Regions from separate parts of the Mus musculus genome. Here all the other regions are linked to region 1. A link is a loop called in an ENCODE intact Hi-C map of the cell type or tissue named here. Cell type or tissue: heart. All regions are shown on one strand. Region 1 holds the start of Rad51d (RAD51 paralog D). Region 2 overlaps Gm11419 (a long non-coding RNA gene). Region 3 has its middle 17 kb from the start of Gm24612.

The links. Hi-C counts contacts between places; a loop is a spot of excess contacts. Peaks named below come from ENCODE experiments on the same cell type or tissue, not always from the same donor. Only the 100,000 strongest peaks of a DNase experiment are listed, where the experiment ranks them.
Region 2: a loop joins it to region 1, with 3 times the contacts of the local background. A loop is called at or near these places in 10 of 42 quality-filtered maps.
Region 3: a loop joins it to region 1, with 9 times the contacts of the local background. A loop is called at or near these places in 30 of 42 quality-filtered maps.

Annotation. Positions count from the first base shown.
Region 1 is chr11:82,889,208-82,891,707 of GRCm38, forward strand. It overlaps Rad51d (RAD51 paralog D), which reads right to left and starts at 1,417. Exons shown (of 10, transcript NM_011235.4): 1 at 1,131-1,417; 2 at 763-824; 3 at 485-603. The coding sequence starts at 1,212. In heart, a CTCF peak has its summit at 1,467 (motif pointing left); a DNase peak (open chromatin) is centred at 1,404; H3K4me3 peaks cover 1,715 bases; H3K27ac peaks cover 1,349 bases.
Region 2 is chr11:81,995,357-81,997,856 of GRCm38, forward strand. Gm11419 (a long non-coding RNA gene) reads left to right here. Exons shown (of 6, transcript XR_003949730.1): 6 at 1-424. Among named protein-coding and RNA genes, the nearest start is that of Gm31522, 9.5 kb to the left of the region's middle. In heart, a CTCF peak has its summit at 990 (motif pointing right); a DNase peak (open chromatin) is centred at 1,055; H3K27me3 peaks cover 620 bases.
Region 3 is chr11:82,612,274-82,614,773 of GRCm38, forward strand. No RefSeq gene overlaps it. Among named protein-coding and RNA genes, the nearest start is that of Gm24612, 17 kb to the left of the region's middle. In heart, a CTCF peak has its summit at 1,415 (motif pointing right); no DNase peak of the experiment used is centred here.

The sequences.
Region 1 (2,500 bases):
GGCCTATGTCAGCGCAAAAGTGCAGACTCCCGGGACCCCAATCCTTCCCCGGGTCTCACTTGCTACTTGCTTTATTTTGACGTATGGTGGACTCTACTAAACAATGGGGGTATTAACGACATCTTATGTTATAGGACAGTGGCTCTTCACTGGGAAAAGTTAGCTTGTTGGAGATACTGAGTCATTTTTTGATTATTAAAACTGGGGGCATCTTGGCATCTGGTGGGTAGAGAAGGACCAGGGATGCTGTTAAACGACTCTCAACGCACAGGATATCTCTATCTCAGGAAATAACGACTTGCCTCCCCCCCCCCCCCCCCCATCAATTGTGTTGAGGCTAAGAAACCCTACAGTTTTACTCTAGGGAAAAACACTCAGGAGTCCACACGCCTGCAGTTCCTCTACCGCTCTGGACTGCCCTCACCAGCCCCGTCCTCTGAAGCCTCAGTCTCTGCTTTCACCTTGTCCAGGTTCGCATACAAACCTTCCGATGCCGGTGGACAGGATGGCCGTGGAAGTCTTCAGTTCCTCATAGAGATCTGCGCCATTTAAGGGGAAAGCCGAGAACTGCGCCAGCAACACCCTCCTCAGGGCAACGAGGGCCTGCCAATAGGGCGGACACTCAGGCTCCAGGCCCGCCAGATTGCCCCCTCAGAGCAGCGCCCCCCCCCCCCCCCATCTATCCCAAGGAACTCTGATCCTGCAGCGTGGGGGCGCAGCTGGAAGAGGGGTTGGAATGGAGCTTGCAGATCGCGAGCTCACCTTGTAGGACAAGCCACACTTCTGGGCTACTTCCTCCAAGTCAGCAGCTGCCAGGTCTGCCACTGGAAAGAGAGCAGGTGCAGGTGATTGGCAGCAGGAATGGCTTAGCCTTGCCACATTTGCCTTTTGCTCTGTTGTCAAACGGGATTAAGGTCTTATTCTACTACCTATCTCGAGCACGCAGGCCCTGATGCAGGACCGACCCCGCAAAGGGCCCAGCACTCAGTAAAATCCTCTGCCTCGGCTCCTGCGAACCCAGCTTCCTCAGAAAGTCAGAGGAAGAGTGCGGCCATCCTGTTAGAGCAAAAGGCCCCGTATGTGTACCACGACCACGGTGCCGACCCCCGGGGTAGTGCCCATGAGGTCACCTGTTTTTATCTTTCGGCCTCTGAGAAGCTGGACGGTCTCCTCGGTGAGGCCCGGGCACAGCCCTGCCCTGAGCATGCCCATAGTCCCTACAAACCCAGGATGCCCTGGGGGCTCTCTGTCACTTGGGCGCTCGCCGAGTCCCCCACTCTGGGCATTCCTCAGTTCTACTTAGGGAAAAGGTCCTGGCGTGCCAGCGCGGGACGAAGGGGCGGGAAGAGGATGCAAGTCGAGGTGAGGGACACTAACCCTTCCCAACTCGCAAGACTCTAGGCGCCCTAGGCCCGCCCCCTCCGGCCGACGCTTCCGGGTTCCGGGACTGGAGCGTCTTTTGTAGGCCAGGCCTGCAGCGCCATCTGCTGACCATGAGGGCAAACACAGAGGCTTTGCGACTCGCGCCAGCCACCTGCAAGCACACCTAGAGCTTACATACATGCACAGAGACACAAGCACACACACCGACACACACACACACACACACACACACACACACACACACACACACACACACACACACACACACACACACACACACACACACACATTTTGTGTGTCCAGCGAGTCTTCCAACGAGTCTCTTGTGTATACCAGCCTCTATTTGCAAAGCTAGGGGACACTCACTCTACCTAACTCAATATTTACAGAGTGAAGCATCCCTGACTTCTAGTAGCATTCTTGTTAGGAAGACAATGAAAGTGGATCAATTCAGATCATTACAGATTGTATGATCAAGCTGAGATCCAGCGAAGTTCACAGAGAGTACCTGTGTCCCTATATTTTCCAAATTTATCAAGTTCTATCTTACGTATATAGATGTTTTGCCTGCATGGATGTCTATGCAATCCTGGCATGCCTGGTACCCAAGGCAGCCAGAGAGAGGGTCAGATCCCTTGGACTGGAGTTACAGATGGTTAAGAGCCACCATGTGGGTACTGGTCTTCTGGGAGAGCAGTCAGTGCTCTTAACCACTTAGCCATTTGTCTAGCCCAACATTTTCCAGAGGTTTTAATGGAAGTAGGGAAATGCTTGAGTATATAAAATACTATTTTGATTTTTTTAACCACATCTAGTGGAAGAAATAAAGCAGTTTTACAAAACCCACGAGTGAGGTTCTATTTCTGCCTGTATTTTGTAGTTGAAGGAATTTGGGCTCAGTAAGATTGTTATTCTTTGATTTATACAGATAGGAAGCACAGAACTGAATCTCCAGTCCATATCCAGCTGCAGGGCTCATTTTTAGAAATATCTCCTCATGTTCACCATTGTCTCTCAATCTTTCAAGGTGTTTGGAATCCTGGCCCTGAAACCAGCTACTCTGTGAGCTACAACCCACAGTAAGCTTTCACTGTGCCTGCGTTACTGGCTATGGTGG
Region 2 (2,500 bases), 890 kb before region 1:
CTTGCATGAACATGTTCTTATATGGAACAAAAATATTTGTGGCAGCATTATTTATAACAGCTCCAAACTCGGAAGCAATGTAGACACAGATCAACAGTAACATGAGGAAGGAAACCATAGTACACTCTCAGAGCAGAATATTATATGGCAAGGGACAGGAACACTGAAAGGTTATATTCAACAATGCACACACTCAATTTGACAAAACTAGAAGCACCTGAGAAACATCTTAATTGAGGAACTATCTAAATCACAATGGCCACTGGGCATCCCTGTGGGGGGGGACTTATTTGATTGCTAAGTGATGTAGGAAGACTCAGCCTGTTGTGGGTGGCATTATTTCATGGGCTGAGACATGAACTGTGTAAGGATGAAGAAAGCTAGCAGCCTGTGAGTAACCTAGCAAGCAGACATGAAGGGCATACTTGGCTCTCTGTTTTTTTTTTTTTTTTTTTGGTTTTTTTTTTTTTTTTTTGGCCTGTGGATGTCATGCCTAAGTTCCTGCCTTAATTTCTCTGCAATTGTGAGCTGTAACTTGGAATCATTGGCCAATAAACTCTTCTTCTCTATTGTCTTTTGGTCAGGATTCTTTACCACTGCAGTAGAAAACGAAACTAAGACACCATTCAATGTTGGTGAAGATGAGATAAAATGATGGGGATATTAACTGGTACTTTATTTCTGAGAGATGTTAGTATATACACATGCATGTACGCATGCGCACGGGGGTGGGGGGAGGGAGGGAGGGAAGGAGGGAGAGAGAGAGAGAGAAGCTAGGAAACTCCACTTTTATGATTTATTTTTAGGGAAAGAATCAGATATTTTAAAGAGATGTGCAAAAGAAGAGTAATCAAGGTATTATGTGTAATAAAAAAGAAGCAAGACCAGCCAAATGTGAATTCTTCCTCCTTGAGATCTCTAGAAAGCTCTTCTGTAACTAATCTCTTCTACCATAAGGTGGCACCGGAGAGCACACAGAGCTGTCATGCCTATCCAGGCCACCAGGGGGCAGCAAGGCCCCACCAACTTCTGCTCCCAGACTCCACAGAGCCTTCCCTTGCCTCTTTCCTCCAGTTGTGGCTGTTGTCAGCCCAGACACCTGCCTGGCAGAAAAGGGAGACTTAAATGAAAGAGGATGGGAATTCACCCAAGTCCTCCGTACACAACAAGCACCGCTCTCCAGGTTTAATAAGCCGTATCTCATTACCTCTTAACCCCACATCATGGGCATGATTTCTCATCAAGTTAAACAAGCAGGCTCTGAGGAGGACACGCTTCCCATCGCTGAGCTCTAAGTAATAGAGACACGGTTTAAATCCAATCTTTCCGCTATAATGCTGCCCAGACCTGAAGCCCCAAATGCCCTGAGTGTAGTGTGCCAGGGTGTGAGTGGAAACAGTTTCTACTTCACCTGCTTTTTGCTTGTTAACTCTTCCTGACTAGACGAGGCAGAGACTGTAATGCGCTTTAAAGGTAGGGAAGCTGGGTGGGAAGCTAACAAACCTGCAAAGAGCCCACTGTTGGCAGAGCTGGAGCCACTGCTGGAATCAGGGTCTGGCTTCCAATCTTGGAATTCAACCTCTGAACAGATATAGGGAGCTTATTGGGGGTTTGTGAGATGGTAGGGGTTAGGACTGTAGAAGAAGTGTCAGACAGTACTTCTAGCCCCATGCCTACTCCCATGGTACCAAATAATGTCCTCCTTTTTCTCCTTGCCCCTTGGGACTCCCAGGGGTTTCAAAAACTCCAAAAAAATCCATCAGATACTCCCAAGGCTTCTAACACCCGTAACTCTCCACTTGTGTGACCAGGCAGCCCTTGCTGAGTATCTCCTAAATGCCAGACTTTAATTGCAGAAGCACATGCCCTCAAAGTGGAGGCGAGTGGCTTTGTAAAGCCAAATGAAAAGAAAGCCACAGAGGGCAGCCTTGGGTGACTAAGCACCATATGACTGGCACAGAATTTCTGCCCGGGTCAGCAAGGACTTCCTGAAGTTGGGGAAGGGGCTCTCTCTGTGCCTTGGAAGAAAGTATGGCTTGAAACGCGGAGAGAGATTGGGGTACAGCCTTGGCATGAGTGGGGTGCTTCTGTGAGAATAAGGAGGTGGCCAGGCTGGAAGGAGGGGGTCCTAGAGAGATGGTTTGAGTTGGGCCCCAGTGAATTGGAGCATATTATGAGATTCTCAGGCCCCACTAATTTTATAAGCAGGTGGCTCCTGGTGGCTCCAAGCCACTCGAGGGAGGGAAGAATCTGAGAGTCCATGGGAGCCATCTCTGGGAAAGATTGTTGCAAGCTGGTGTGAAGGAGAAGGATGAATGGCCCCTGTTGGGGTGGAGAGGTAGGCACCTGGGTTGCCAGCAGGTCTCCCTGTAAAGGAAGCTACACGGGTAGTCTGTGACAGCATCTTACTTTCTCTTAGGCCCTGGAAGGTCTGTGCAAGGACCACCTCCAAGATGGTCTGTAGGAGTGTCAGTTGAGGATGTTAAGGTCCCTGGACTCA
Region 3 (2,500 bases), 280 kb before region 1:
TGTAGTCAAAAGAGGCAGATGGTCTAGATGCAGCACCATTTCTCTGGGCTACTGGGTGACAAGAAGATGAGGGTCCTGGGTTCTCAGCAGGTACAACAGAAGTGTTTTTAGAGGGTTTGAGCTTCATGTCCCATACACTCAGGATACATATGTCACTGAATTCCCATGCAAGGACAAGGAAGTTAGAGGACAGGGAAGAAGTGTTCTTCCTGAAGCCAGAGAGCCAGGCTCCAGCACCCATGTTTCCACCCCAAGGTTGTACGCTGCAGGATGTCTGTGTCCTGCCCCAATTCCCTCACACTGCCACCTCATGCATCATAGACACAGCATCCACTAGTTGCTGAGATGTGACCACCTAGTGTCTGCCATGCAGCAAGAACATACAGGACTGTCTAGAGCCTGTGTCAGGAAGAAGGCCATTTTTGTCCCCTTTTGTGATTATGTAAGACTAGCATCATCATCAGCTCATGATGTCTCCAGCTCTAGGCTGGGGGACTTCAGTTCTCTGGGTCCTCAGACTCAGTGAAAGGAAGTACAATTGACAGATCTGGGACCTGGTAAGATGGCTCAGCACAGAAAGGTACTTGTACCCAAGCCTTATTACTGGAATTCAATGCCTGGGACCCACAGGATGGAAGGAAAGCATCAACTCCTACAACTTGTGCTCTGACCTCCATATGGGCACTGTGGTGCATACGCATGAACCTGCACACATGCACATAAAATATATACCTAAATAAATGTAATAAAACAATGGACAGACCTGCCTCCTCCTGGATGCCTGGAGTGGGGACAGGCACCATGTAGGTGGTCATGTTACTGCATGGGGCCGTGCTATGGCTTCTCCTCTGGTCCCCAGATACCACCTTCTCCCCTTTACAATGCTGTCACTCACCCTGTTTGAACCCTTCATAGCTTCTTGCTACCGTCATGACAAAATCCCAACCAGTCCTGCTGACAAGATTCCCCCCAGCTTGCTCTGGACAGCGCTCTTGGCTCTAAATGTTGCTGCAGCACCAGGGATACATGAACGCATCACTGTTTCAAGCCCTCTAGGACTTTGTCCAAGTTACTTCCTCTACCCAAATTGTGTGAAGAGATACCATAGCAAACTCTTTATCTATCCTCCAAAACCCTACTCATGTATCATCTTCCTGGAGGCTTTCTTTACCATCTCCTCTCCCCCAACACAAACTAAAATAATATTTCACTTACTTATACTTCACTAGTTATAAAATGTACCATTTAATTATTAGGTGTTGCTTTTCATAATATTTAGCATTTGTTAACTATACTAATACTATAGCCCAGGCATTTTTCTAAACATGTATCGTTTTTACTTCAAGTATCCAAACCCATAAGCTGGGTCTGTTAGTTGTTCCTACCTTAAACCTAGGCAGGTTTGCCACTGCCTCTACCACTAGAGGGCAGCAGAGGCGACACTCAGCAGCTAGGTTATAGAAGGAAGTCACTTCCTTCCTCCTACCCACCCATCCATCACAAACCGGCTCCCCGTGCACCCCCCCCCAGTCACCCCCCCCTCCCAATTCCTGTTCCCACCCCGTTCCCCTGCTCATTCTCTCGATACTTTCTCTTCAGACTCACCTATCACCAGTCAGAATGTGCCATTCAAAAAGGAGTCCCAGCCCGGGAGCTGCATGAGCTAGCGAATGAGGACCTTCCAGATGTTTCCAGCCACTTGTACCACCTTGAATATTGAAGCTCTCCATGGTGGAGTAGGAGCGAGCACCTCACAGCGCCCTTTCCCAATTCCCATCTCCTGCTGACAGACCCAACCAGAACCGAGGAAAGGGTGATGCTTGGACGCTTGCTACATACAGTACAGTAACAATTACACCAGGTCACAGCTGCCCCATCGCTTAGATGAGATGGCCGAGATGACAGCCTGAAGCAGTTGGTTCTCTGATTCCACCATGCGGGTCCTAGGGATCAAAGTCCAATTTGTCTGGAGTGGCAGCAAGCGCCTTTACCCGCTGAACCATCTCGTCTTCTAGCATCAGTTTATTTATTGCCCCCTCCCAACCCCAGTGGGCATATACTGTTTATTCCCATAAGGAAACCAGGTCACTAAAAGGTCAGGAGACTTGACCAAACCAGCCATGGTAGAACAGATCTGACCTTCATTTTCTGTCCCCACCTTGAGCGTTCAGCATAACATACGGCTATGACCACAGAGTGCTCAGCAAAGCACATGACCTAGGATTGTAAACCCCGATTGGTCAAGCCAAACGAGCAGCTGGGTATGTGGGCCCAGGGGTCCCAGAGGGAGGCTAAGCCCTTCCTCAAGCAGTGGGGAAGCCCCTCCCTTCACTGGAAGTTTAGCATGGGTCCTGAAGCCCGGCACCATGAGGTCCCTGGAGGTACTTGCCACCTCCAGTTTGGCTTGTCATTTCTGTCTTGTAGGAAGAAGAGACCCAGGTCTGATGGCAGTTATTTCATTGAGATGTCCGCGCTTTTCGCGCCCACCCTTTAAAGCTGA